Linked DNA regions of Mus musculus: region 2 is linked to region 1. Evidence: chromatin contacts called from ENCODE Hi-C or POLR2A ChIA-PET data. All regions are on one chromosome and are shown on one strand. The core of a region is the stretch at or near the end of the contact, and the rest is flanking DNA. Distances in the headings are between cores, read along the strand shown.

The links. A loop is a pair of places that touch in the nucleus more often than their neighbours do. ChIA-PET counts read pairs that join two places held with the same protein, here RNA polymerase II (POLR2A).
Region 2: a loop to region 1 is called in a map of T-helper 2 cell, with 2.0 times the contacts of the local background. The contact joins the promoter of Trpm6 here to the promoter of D030056L22Rik in region 1. A Hi-C loop is called at or near these places in 3 of 37 maps with a recorded cell type or tissue (T-helper 2 cell, heart and regulatory T cell). POLR2A ChIA-PET finds 5 or more read pairs at or near these places in 2 of 5 experiments (Patski and embryonic stem cell).

What each region holds. Positions count from the first base shown.
Region 1 is chr19:18,711,626-18,718,259 of GRCm38, reverse strand. D030056L22Rik (RIKEN cDNA D030056L22 gene) reads right to left here and starts at 5,025. Exons shown (of 2, transcript NM_001374130.1): 1 at 4,601-5,025; 2 at 1-1,041. The coding sequence starts at 4,936. The coding sequence ends at 886.
Region 2 is chr19:18,746,110-18,752,969 of GRCm38, reverse strand. Trpm6 (transient receptor potential cation channel, subfamily M, member 6) reads right to left here and starts at 3,240. Exons shown (of 39, transcript NM_153417.2): 1 at 2,928-3,240. The coding sequence starts at 2,939. Gm41814 (a long non-coding RNA gene) reads left to right here and starts at 3,195. Exons shown (of 3, transcript XR_877745.3): 1 at 3,195-3,541; 2 at 4,489-4,637.

The sequences.
Region 1 (6,634 bases), core at 3,776-6,275:
CCCCATCTGCACAACACAGGGATAAAGAATCGGTGCAAAAAACCAAAATAAAACAAAAACCTATGTGTAAAACCACCTTCAAATAATTGACTGAGATCTCTCTAGGACCAGGGCTCGAGCAGAAATGGCTAAAGTGCTATATCAGTGTTGAGAACTACAGGTCTAAAGTAATATAAACTATATAAAAAATGTCCTCAGAACAAAATCAGTAAGCTGACCAGATCATTTCTTTCACCTCAGAAAAGGCAGGAGGGGCAGGTGTCTGCTTCCTACTGTTCTCTATCCATTGTTTGGCTAGATTCATCGCCTATGCTGTTAATAAACAGCAAATAGCGAAAGGTAAAACACGCTACCCAAATGGAAGTTCTCACTAGTTTAAGTTTACACTCTTGTAAAACAAGGTTAGCTTTCAAAAACAATCTCACATTTTAATTTTGCATAGATACTCAAGTCTCCTATTTGTTCAACCAAGGGGATCCAATAAGATGTACTAGCGAGTATTTATGAGCATCAGCTGTATAAATGTATTCATTCCGTGTACCACAAATAAGCTTTGTGGTGCAAAGGGACATTTGACAGAACAAGTGCGGTAGACCTGAGGGCTTCCTCTGAAACTGCCAAAACCTCCTTTTCCAAGATAAGCATCTTCAAAGTCAAGAGCGTGAACAAAACTTTTTCATTAAAAATGCAAACACAAGTATTTTGTCTGCAGCTGTCCCACACCCTCGACAGCTCTCCATTAGGAGATTCAGTAGTCATTAGTTATTTATCCCAAAACCCTTCCTAGTTTTCAGGTTTGAAAAAAGGATCATGTCAAGTATGGAAAAGAACTTTTCCTTCAGGTCGCCTCAAATTCAGAGAATCCCATTTCTTCAGATGCTTCTGTCAGGACTCCATGTCAATCTCAACTCCTTCATTCTTGTCCTCAAGTGTCTCTGTCAGGCTGTTTGCACTCACATCTTCAAGAGCTGCCAGATCAAGAGGTGGCAGAGGGTTCCTCCAATACTGGAATGTATTATACTGCCAAAACTCTTCAGGCTGCTTTAGGAAAGGAAAAAGATAAAGATATCACTGGCTTAGAAAATGGCACTCCCCCCATTGCACGCACACACACACACACACACACACACACACACACACACACACACGCAAACACCAGGAAATAACTGCTTTGTTTCAGGGGAGCAGACTGACATGCCCAGTCAGAGCACTCAGAAGGCCAAGTGGGGGAGCTGTAAGCTTAAAGCCAGGCTGGGCTACCTACACATTTTCCCAGTTACACTGATTTATCACACCGATTTACTTCGGTGGCACGCACTATGACAGAGGCCGACTTTAAGGAGAAGAATTCCTTCTACTATGCTGAGTTTCGGGGACTGAACTCAAGTCCTCAGGCTTGGCAGCAAGGGCCAGGGCAATAACTACGTTCTAAATTACTTATTTGGAAAATAAACTCTAATACAATTTACACAGTCTTTTTCATTTCAACAAATAGTTTTGATTTTGGATAAAGCACTTTACATTCCCAAACAAATCTGTAGATTTGTATTTGCTAATAATCTAATTTAAAAAGAAGTTCCTACATAGCATCTTTTTAAAAAAATGTAAAATGTTCTTTTTTAATGTGCCTGGGTGTTTTGCCTGTACTATGGGCATGTAGTACCTGGAGAATCCAGAAGAGGGCATCAGAGCCCCTGAGTCTGGAGTTTCTAACACACTGTTCTTAAGTCATCATGTGGGGTTTAGAATTACCCTGCTCCCTCTGGGAAAGCAGCTAGTGTTTCAATGAGAAATATGAGATTTAAAACATATATACACCCTTATAGCCTACTTTTCGCTGATGTTTAGGATTGAGATTAACATAGAGGTTAAAATATTTCATGACCTTCAGTAAAGTTTTCTTTCTTTCTTTCTCTCTCTCTTTTTTCATTTTGGTTTTTCAAGACAGGGTTTCTCTGTGTAGCCCTGGCTGTCCTGGAACTCACTCTGTAGACCAGGGTGGGATTAAAAGCTTGTGCCACCACTGGCCGGCTTATAAACATGATAAAGTGAAAAACAATGAATTGACAATTGGTATGACTGATATAAACAGGTCTACCAAGCATTAAGCAGTTTACCTTAAATGATTACAAAATTACTTTAAGTAGTGATATTAAAACTGGCACAACATCCTCAAAATACTCCATGCAAAGAGAACTGCCCCGGAGCCTCACCAGGCTGACGGGTGCTAGTCTCAATCTGAGCCCCCTGGGTGGATCAAAGCCTTCCTACACTGGGTTAAGGTTATACTTGCTACCATAACACCTTCACACAGTTCACTGGAAACCACAATCAAGGTACATACTGTTGTAACAATGAAAGCCAAGTGAGGTTAACTTCAATCTTACTTGTCCCAATATAGCCAAAACATTGTTTCAACTTCAAAACTTAACAGTATGATGCACTCTTTTCAGAATGGAGAGTGTATCTTACACTTCTGGCGCTATCCACAAGTGGCTACCTGTCAATGCTCAGGGGCCACATGGCAACGTGGAGTCCAGGGAAAGCATCCTGCCACCTGCAGCAGCCCTGCAGTCAGCCTTGAAAGGCAGAAAGAATCAGTCTTTTGGGAATTTAATATTGAGATAAAGATACAATAAAGGCAAAAGACATAGGGTGGCGAGATGGCTCAGTACATACAGACACAGACACACACACAGACGGTAAAAACTGGAGAGAAACAGGTCAAGCCTGAATAACTGACAAAAATCGCTGACCCTACCTCATTACAAGCATAAATTAGGATCACTGTGAGAATTAAACATGAGCAGAGTAAATGCACACTATTGCTAGGTATCACACATCCTTAATAATGTGTCATTAACTATTTCTCTAGGAAAACATTTCTGCTGCTATTTAACCATACCATGCAATATTAGCTAAGCAACTGATCTGCATAAAGTTATACTGTTATTAAAAATGCAGCTTATATATAACACATATGCACTCTTGGCTCTGTCTACTTAAAAGTATATGTATACATTAAGGTATCCCCTCTCTATATACACATGTAAGTTGTGCATACACACACATGTGAGTGTTCGTATGAAACAATAAAGGTGACATCCTTAAGTCTGACAACACAAAGCAGGCAAGTACTGTGCTTGGAAAGAAGACACCTGTGGCACCATTTCCTACACAAGACTATCCATAGCGTTAGGGCAAGGATTTATGCCCTCATCTGAGCAAGCAGAAATCAGGCAGACACTGACACCAGTTTGCTTTTTGTTACATCCTTTTCTCCTGGATGATTAGCTCTTAAAACAAACCTTTGTCTTTGGAAGCTAGAAAAGATGGAGAATTCCTATCTTCTCAAGGTTCTTCAGAAGATAAGGAACTCAAGGAGCAGAGCTGACAGAACACTCCTGGGCCTCACGGTCTTCTGCTGGCTGCTACTAACAAGGGAAGACCAACAGGTCTAGCCAACTGTGTCTAAGCAAGGACTGGATGGTGTGGTGTCTGCTTACTGAACGCTCGCTCCCCTTGGCCAGTCAGTCTCTCTCATCACCTGTGCACATAAAGCTAGGGTGCCTGCAGTTACATCCAATACTTCTGCTTAAGAAACCAGTAACTTTCACCTAAAAACAGTGAGTGTAGTATTGAAAGATAATCTCCCTGAACGCCTTTAATCTCAGCACTCGAAAGGCAAGAGGAAATGTGGATCTCTGGGTTCGAGGCCAGCCTGGTCCAGGACAGCCAGGGCTACACGAAGAGAAAATTTCCGTTATCTTATCAACTTTGTTATAAAATAACTAGAAAAGGACACTGAGCAGACGCATGCCAAGGTGGCTGAGTTTGGCGAGCTCTAAGAATCACCCTTGCTTCTTCACCTCATGCTCCACCAACTTATGCAAGAACTGCTTTAAAGAAGGCTCTTGAGTCCCTAAGTCGGGCCAATGCTGTGCGATACATATATAGTATGGGTTATAACTCACTCGAAGGCCGGGCAGTGGTGGCCCACGCCTTTAATCCCAGCACTTGGGAGGCAGTGGCAGGCGGATTTCTGAGTTCAAGGCCAGCCTGGTCTACAGAGTGAGTTCCAGGACAGCCAGGGCTACACATAGATAAACCCTGTCTGAAAAAGCAAAACACTCACTTTAAGTTTTCTAGTCACGTGTCTAAAAATAAAATTAACAAACAGTACACCCAATATGCGGCAAGTTGCTTCGTGTGTAACACAGTTCAGAACCCGACCCTTTATCTTAAAACATATTTGGCGCTCCTACTCTTCTTACACTTAAAACACATAAGTTTGGTCAAGTTATATTTCTAGTGTATTCTGTCTGATCACATGGCTAGCGGCTACCAAAACAAAGCAGCGGAGAGGACAGTGAGTCCAACAATCCATTCTCACAGCACTGAACATTAGGAGTTAACAGGTCCTCTGATGAATGCTACTGGAAAGCATGCTAGAAGTTCTACAGCATTCCCCATCAAATTAAACGCCTCTCTCCCGTTGGTCACTGAGCTGACCCTCTAGGGTCCAGCCCGTCTGGCCCACTCGATGGCCCGACTTCCGCGGCCTGGCACCGAGCTCCGGGCTAGTGAGTAGCGGACCTACCTGGCTGTGCACCCCGTCGGCTACCTGCGGGCTGCCCGCGCTTTCTACTCTGTCGCCGCCGCCCGCGGCCCGGGGTTCCTCCTGCTCGCCAGGAGGTGGCTCTCCGGGCTCCCGGCTACAGCCCTGCAGCTCCTGTCTGTCGTCCCCGCCGCCGCGTCGCTTGCGGGGCGCAGACGCAGGCTCCGCCATGATCCCCGCGTCCCCCTGGCGCTTGAGGGGCCGAGCCGTCCCAGACGGCGGGACCCAGAGCGGCGGCTCCTCGGGGAAGTCGCTGAGCAGGAGCCGCTTCCAAGGCACGCGGAACGTGAGCGGCTCAGCCGCACGCCGCTTGGCCATGGGCCAGGGACGAGGGTCGCGCGGGCGGCGGGCGGAGGGCGAAGGGCAGCGCAGAGCTCGGCTGTCCCGAGGGCGGACGAGACGTTGTGGGGGAGCCACCGCGCAGCGCCGGAGTTTCGAACCTGCGCCGTGATGCGCGCGCACCTGCGCCCATCCAGCACAGCCGCTGGTTGGTGGAGGCTCGCGGTTCGCGTTCCCGAGCGCCCTTGCGGCCGGAAGTGCGCCCTCTGAGGGGGCGGGGCATGGGGATGTGGATGGAAGGAGGCCGCTACCCCCTGGCGGCCTTCTTTTGACTTGCACGGTTGTTCGCATTCCCCTGTGTGTGCGCCTCTCGGTCCCCAAGCGAGGACTCGGGCAGGAGCGGCCGAAAGACTCCGCGGCCTCAGAGGTCCCAGCGGCAAGTGCGCTGGGGCCCTTTCCTCTGTGCTGCGATCCTGGGGCGGCGGAAGTGTCTGCTTAGCCCGCAGCGGCCTGCAGGTTCCAGGACCTCTCCAGTGGGTGGTGTCTTGGCAGAAAAATGTAAACCGTGGCAGAAATAAGTCCGTACTTTTTTTTTTTTTTTTTTTTTTGGTAAAAAGCAAAAAGTAACTAAAGGATAGGGTGCTTGCCTACCATGCCCAAGGCCTTAGATTCTATCCCCAGTGCTGCAAGGATAAGGAGAAAACGCAGTAACCAAACAAAACTAAGGAAAAAACAAAACAAACAAAAAGAAACCAAGCCCATCAACGCTCCGGAGAAACATTCTTTCTAGGGCATGGTAGAGCTGTTTTAGCTGATAGGTACTGTGTATGGGTGTATTTATGAATATGCGCCATGTGCATGCTTAAATATCTCTAGATGTAGTTGTAAGCCATCTACACAGAGAAACTTCCTTCCAGCACTGGGGATTGAACCTACGGCCTTGGGCATGGGAGGCAAGATCTCTATCCTTGAGTTACTTTTTGCTTTTACCGAAAGACTAAAATACTGGCTCAAACAAACCCATCACGGTTTGCATTGGTGGGAGGACAGCAAATAACCAACAAGCACAAACAGCGTTATCGGTAGTGTACAGAAAGTTCTGTTTGATCGCTCCATTTCCTGTTTGCACTTGGTAATTCTTCCACCTGGAACAAATGATAAATTCGCCATTGCCATTTTCACACTAGTGACACAGATGATTTGTTGTGCGGAGACCATGTTCCAACACAATAGAATACAACATGGGCAGGTGTGTTCCTTCTGTTCTCCAGAATCTTGCTGCCCTCCCCCCACCCCGCCCCTCATTCCTTGTGATACTTAGCATTATGTACACAAGGTAGTATAAAGCATATGCATAGCTAAAATGACCGTAACACGCAAGTGTCCCTGCCTGGCTTCAGAAGGGAAAGAGCATCTGTGTGCCTCTTCACTGTCCCGTTTCTCTTTCCTGTCCCCAAGTAGTCTTGTTTCGGACCATGAATTACTACTTCTTTGTAATTTCCCCCTCAGTCCACTCACTTATCTGTATTTCTAAGATGCTTTTTTGGATTTGCTAATATTTTAAGATATACTAAGATCTAGCTGACATACAATACGCTGCTTATTTTTAGACGTGGCATTTTGCCATACATACACATGCGCCTGCGAAGACATGAGAGTGCATCGCCTTAAAAGCTTTATCTTAAAAGTGGTTTGGAAAACCTTTAGTCCTAGCACTCGGGAGGCAGAGGCAGTCTG
Region 2 (6,860 bases), core at 1,991-4,490, 36 kb before region 1:
ACAGCTGGACTGTAGGGCTTTGGCAGAAGGAATTGCTGGCCAAACCCTGAGAAAGAATCCAGGCTCCAAGGCAAATTAAATGACTGCTTCTCACTGCTGGAAACTGGTTAGGACACTCTGAAATAGCCTTCAAGTTTTCCCATACTATCCATGACCAAGAACCTCTTCCACAGAAAGAAAAACAGAAATGCCAAAACTCGTCGAAAGTAAAGAAAATACGTTTCCATAGTGGCAGGTCTGTAATCTACCCAGTGAGACCTGGTATCAAAAGACAGAAAGACTAAGAGTTAAGTGTTGGGCTGCCCACATCAATGGAAAATTTCCAAGATGTCCTACCACCACCCCATGCCTATCAATTTATCTGTGGGTACCACTCAAAATAAGATTCCAGCTGAATTCAGGATACACAATTATATCCAAAGTTTAGAAAAAAAAATCTCATTAAGTAGTTTATATGAGCATCTTTCTTTGTTGTTTGTGTAATTCTGATATGAGGTCTCACTCTATAGCTAAAGATAGCCCAGGCTGGTTTCAATTTATAATCCTCCTGCCTCTGCCTCCTGAGTGCTCGGATTAGAAGCATGGGCCACAATAACTGGCCTGTTTCTATGTTTAATTGTGGTAAAAGATACATGATGTAATATTTACTATACTATTTTCTAAGTGTGTGGTTCAATACTGGTATACACATTCACATAGTTCTGCAGCCATCTCTGGAACGCCTTTATACTCCAAAGCTGGGGCTCCAGACCCACTCAACAGCTCCATCTTGCTGCCACCCCTACCCCGGGCAATCACTGCTCTACATTTCATTTTATAAATTTTACACTCTTAAATGGCTCATAAGTAGAATTATATATTTGTCTTTTATGACTGGCTCATATCACTTAACATAATAGCCCCAAATCCTATTCATCTGCTAGAAAATATCAAAACTTCCTACCTTTTCAAGGCTATACAGATCTTTTGTTGCACACACACACACATATCACAGTGTTTGTCCATTCAGAAAGTCTACTTCTAGATGGCAAGGGTTCTGGGGCCCAACAGCACACAAGCTAACAGTTATGACTTTAGAGGGAGGGAAGTAAGGGAGAGATGCTTGACTGTATGACATGTGCACTCTAGGAAAGGTTAAAAAGCTGTAGCTGAGGCTGACTCATCCTCCTTTCTCCATCCCAACAATAAAAGTCCTGTTCCTACATTCCTGTGTATTCCCAGGTACTGAAAGAGGGCTCATAACATAGTTGACATTTCACAAACATGTGTTGACTGATTAATGTAGAACAGGGATAATCATAGGGAGAAATGCTGTATATATATATATATATATATGTGTGTGTGTGTGTGTGTGTGTGTGTGTGTATACATATATATATATATATGTGTGTGTGTATATATATGTATGTGTATATATATATATACACATACATGGTCTTAACTTGAGCAAGCACCATGTGTATTTGCAAAGATTTTTGCCCCTAGGAACTATTAACATTGTAATGTATACAATCTGGATTCTTTTATGTGAAAAACAAATGTACAAATTAAAATATGGCTTTATATATATAAATAAATGTATATGACATATATATGTTCTAAATATATATCATAAAATATACTATATATTTACATATGAAATAAAATATATATTTATACATAAATATATATTTATAAATATAAAATATCTATCCTAAATATATCTTTAGGATATATATTCATTGTTTTAATTTGTGCATTGTGTATTATATACATACACACACATATATAGATGAAATAAGAAACAACCAAGCAAATTCTCACAAGTTAAATCCAAAATGCTAATCTAGCTAAATATCTAATGCTATATTGGTTGTGGAACAATCCAAAGCAAAGAATAAATTAATGCATCAAAGTCATATGGGAGCCTAAACGGCAGCTCATCAAGTATATAAACTCAATTGTCCTGCTAGCCTGATAACGAAGAATTATCTCCAGGTGTCACAGGGGATAGAGAGAACCAGTTCCTGAAGCTGTCCTCGGCTCTCATGGCATCCCGCGGTAATTCACATGATAGTGCTTACCGGGACAAAGAAACTGAAGACTACATTTTCCCTGAGCAGTTAAGAGTGACGCTGTTATGTAGAACAAACCATCACCAGCACGTGTATGACTAGATGATCCCTGCTCTCTCTATGCCTTGACATGACGTCACATCTCAATTCTACTTTTCTCCCTCAGTTTCATTTTCTCCCCCAAAGGAAGGAGGTTGGGGGAAGAGTGATGCCATTTAAGACACTACAGAATTATTGGCAGGATGAAACAGTTAAGTCAGGCCTGATGATGCAGACCTGTTGTCCCAGCTACTGAAAGACGCTGAACAGGCTGCGAATGTAGCTCCATGGTAGAGAGCTTGGATACTGGAGGTCCTAGGACCAATCCCCAGTACAGGAGGAAAAGGAACGCTCTTGCAACTTTGTCAAACACATTAAACATTATCACATCCCACTTAATCTTCAAATAGTACTTTCCAGTTGCTCCAAATGTGAAAGCTGAAGCAAATAACAAAACTTTCAGGGTTACAGGTGGTGATGGAGCAGAGACGTCAGTTCAAACTGCCTGAGAAGAGACCAAAAAAATGTGTCCTATCAGCCCGCCCGGGTTGAAATGAGCCAATGTGTGTGGCAAGCCTGAACTCTGCCTGCACACTTCGGGAACAATAAATAATACTATTTCTCACACAAAGTGTGGAAGTAAAGAAGAACCCGTAAAGGTGACAGGCAGCTTGTTCCCCGGTTGTCCTATAGGACACCCAGCCAGGCACAGCACCTCAAGCGCTGGGCTAGGCGCTGTCACTCTCCAGGATCTAGGAACCTTGATCCCATGCAGGAGCCCCGCAGTAACAGGGACAGGGGCCAATGCGAACATCTTCAGGCCCAACTTTTTACCTTGACCTGCATTCTCACCACCACAGGAGCCGAAGCGACAGCGAATTCCTCCTCGTCCGGGACACCTCCCAGGACTCGATTCCTCCTGGACTCGGACTCCGGAGTCCGGGACTCACACGCGCGCCCTGCCGCCTCGACCCTGGGTTCGGTTTCCGCTCGGCCCTGACCCAGCTCCAGGCCGGTCCCAACTCCCGGAAGAAAGACTGCGGGTCCTGCCCTTCGGAAGGGTCCACGCGGTTGCCAAAACCTCAGCTACGATAATCATGTTCGGGTGGAGACTAGAGGACTTGAAAGCTAGCATTTCGCAAATCCTACCTATTCGAGATCGCAGTTAGATACGCGTGCGCCTGGCTCCACCCACTGCCACCTGGGGCCCTGGGCCTGACCCCTGTTCATAGGAGAGCACTCAGCTGCAGGTCCGGCTTTCATCCTAGATTTTTCCAGGCCAGCAACCAAAACAATGTCTGAGCTTTTGACTGTGGAATCAATCTGGGCTCCACCTGCACATGGACGCTGTCTTTTACAGCCCTGAGGAGTTTTCACAATGCCTGTTGGGCTCTGTTAACGCCTCTGTAGGAAAGACATGACTCCAAAGAAGTTTGGCTGCTGATCAGGTATGGTCACTGTCATCAGACAAATTTTAGATTCTTGGGTCAGAGCTTTAGGTGAGGAGACGGTCGGTTTACGTTCTCTGTGTTTCTGAAATGCCCATGAGTTGCTGAGCATGACGAGAGACTCTTCCGGGCCTCAGTTTACTTACCTATACAGAGAGAATAATAAAGAAAACCCACCTTTCTCACAGAGACTACACTGAACAAACACAGTGACCTTGCTTTATTTATGAAGTGTCATACGGGGCTGGTGAGATGGCTCAGTGGGTAAGAGCACCCGACTGCTCCTCCTCTGAAGGTCCGGAGTTCAAATCCCAGCAACCACATGGTGGCTCACAACCATCCATAATGAGATCTGACTCCCTCTTCTGGAGTGTCTGAAGACAGCTACAGTGTACTTACATATAATAAATAAATAAGTCTTTAAAAAAAAAAAAAGAAGTATCATACAAACGCTCTCCGTTATTTTGGGGAAGAGCTTTCTCTGACTAGGTAGGCAATCTTGACCAAGACTATGGTCAGTGATTTCCAATGTATCTCTATGTATTGGAAGAGGAGACATATGGGAGACATGATACTCAGGGGATTACACATACTATAATGAACAATACTAGGCATTTATGACTTTAAATTAGTGACACCTACTATTTAGTCCAGTCCAAATTTTTGCCTGGTGAGCTCACACTTGCCGACACAGTTAATAAAATTTGTTTCCTCATTTATTTCTCTGTGTGGTTTCAGTGACTTTTTTTTTTTTTTTTTTGCCTTGTTAGTAAATCAGTATGTTGGTATCTTGATGCTTTGTCTATTAAGAAATGAAAAGTCCTTTCCTCTCGTTTACCTCCTCAAATTGTTAATGATCTATAGACAGGCACAGATGCTCTTATAAGGCAAAGCAGAGTCTTCTGACTTGTTCCTTCAGAGATCATCTCTGTTAACACTCTTCACAGCCCTAAGGCCTGGGAATTCAACCATCAACAGACTCACCCGAAAGACTAAGGATTTGGAATGGCACATGCTGCCGTCTCTCAGTGCCCCATGACTACTATCTTCTGCTTTCATCTCTTCAGATCAAGGTTCAAAACCCTTTGAGCCTAAGGTAACCCAAACTGCTTAGATTTTTCTAATGGGCTAGTTTACAAGATGTTTTGGTTCCAAGCTGTATCAAAAACACTGCAGGCATTGTTACCAGACAGATTCAGTGCCGTGCCTCACTGTACAGCTGGTCAGTTCTCCCCAGAGACAAGGTGTGAAGGCCCGGAACATGACTTTATTAGAAAATCTGAGTCAGCCAGAAGTTGGAGACCACCAGTCACCAAGCCTCTCTTTCAGGAAATTTGACTTAGCAGTGTCATATAGAGCCACCTGTGGGTGGTTTGGGGCTACTGAGTACCTCGTGGATATTGGGTGGAAGCAAAGGATGCACATCTGATTGGAAGGCCCAGTCACAGACATGCTTTTCTGGTCTGTTACTCTCAAAAAACAAAGACCATTATTTCTTTGAGCAATTCTTGCCACTGATTAATGTGGCCATCTGTAGTTATTGCAAAATGGACAAGTAGTGGCTGCCTGAGGTCTTCTTGCTGTTCATAAAACTCATGGCACTGGGAGAAAGGATATCTCACATGGGTTGCAGAACAGTCACCAGGGGTCTGTTCTCAATGCTGGGCTTCACTGGGCAGATCCTCAGACCCTCCCCAGGATCTCAAAGGTAGGGCCCTGGGATCTATGTCATGGGTTGCTCAGTTAGTTGAAAAGATTGTCTATAAAAGTTTTCCAGCCACAAACACATCTCTAGCTATGAATGTTCATTCTACAGAATGTTCGTTACGTGTCTAGGGTAGACTGAATCAGACCAGCAATTAGTCATGCAGCACAGATTGTTTGTCAAACCACACTGGGTGCCACAAAAGTCAAAGGTGAACAAGATACCACTCACCTTCAAAGAGCTCAAGTCTGTAGGAGGGTGGGCGAGCAGTCAAAACTGCAAAGTGCTCCTGCTGCACCATCCACAAGCCCCGGCAACTTAGAGGACTTTGGTTTCTCCATTGACCATGCCCCCTCCCTCTCTTTCTTCCTCTGTCTCTCTTCTCTAGCTTTTCTTCTCTTCTGTCTGATCTCTTCTTTTACCTTGAAACTTCAATGTTTCAAGCTTTCTAATGAGCATGTGCACACAGAAAGTTCTGATATCTGATCTAACAGGTCTTAAGATGGGGCTCCAACGTTAACCCTTAAGTTAATGAGTTTAGAGTTGAGGTGAACAGCTGTTACACACACAGAGACACACACACACACACACTGGGAAGGGTGGTGCCTCAGGCATGCTTTGTTTTCTTAGTAAGTCCCAAATAATCAAGACCATTAAGGGGTGATTTCTAATATACATATTCAACTCTGAAGGAAAATGATTGTAGGCTTGGATTTGAATTTGGTTTTGGCTTCATTTCCTTTGGTTGGAAGGATGAACTGTTAGAAATTTTCCAAAGTAATATCTCTTCTTCTTTTTGGACAGACTAAAGGGAAAGGAAAAAAAAAAAGCATTAAGTGACTTTTTCTTTGCTCCAGGAAGAGAAAGCACCATGCGTGGGAGTCATCTTGCCCAATTCACTGTGGTTTGCTGTCATGCCTGGCTCAGGTTTCTCACTTTGAGTCATCAATCTTTTCCTCTCAGAAGCACAGAGAATATAAAATAGTAGAGTGAAATTCTGAACGGTACTATAGTCATCTGCCACAAACCTAGTCACAACTACAACAAGCGATTGTACAATTGGGGGAGTTACAGAAGTTTCGGTTATTAAGAGGATCAGTTCAGATGTGGTTTACACCTGCAATCCAAACACATCCAAGGCTGAGGCAGGAGAATATCTGGGTGTTCAAGGCAGGTTAGGCGACAGGGCAAAACCTTGTCTCAGCAAATATGTTGTAAACATTGGAGAAGAGTTAATAATAAAGGATGCGGTTCAGGCTTTTCTGGGTAGCTGGTTTTGTTTTTAGACCTTTGTCCTGGCGTCAACTTTCTTCCGCGTCAACTCAACACAAACTAGTCATGTGGGAGGAGGAAATCTCAATTGAGAAAATGGGCTCAGAAGATCATGCTGTGGGCAAGCGAGCCTATAGAACTTTTTTTAATTAGTGACAGATAAAGCACAGATCATTATGAGTAGGAGCATCCTGGCCTGCTAGTTCTGGATGCTGTAAGAAAGCTAGCTGACAGATGGGGTCCCGAACCCGAGCGGGAAACTGGACATGATGTCCTATCTCTCATCCAAAAGGTTTCTCCCATTGGCAAGTACTTACAAAGGAAAAAAAGAGGGGGGGGAGG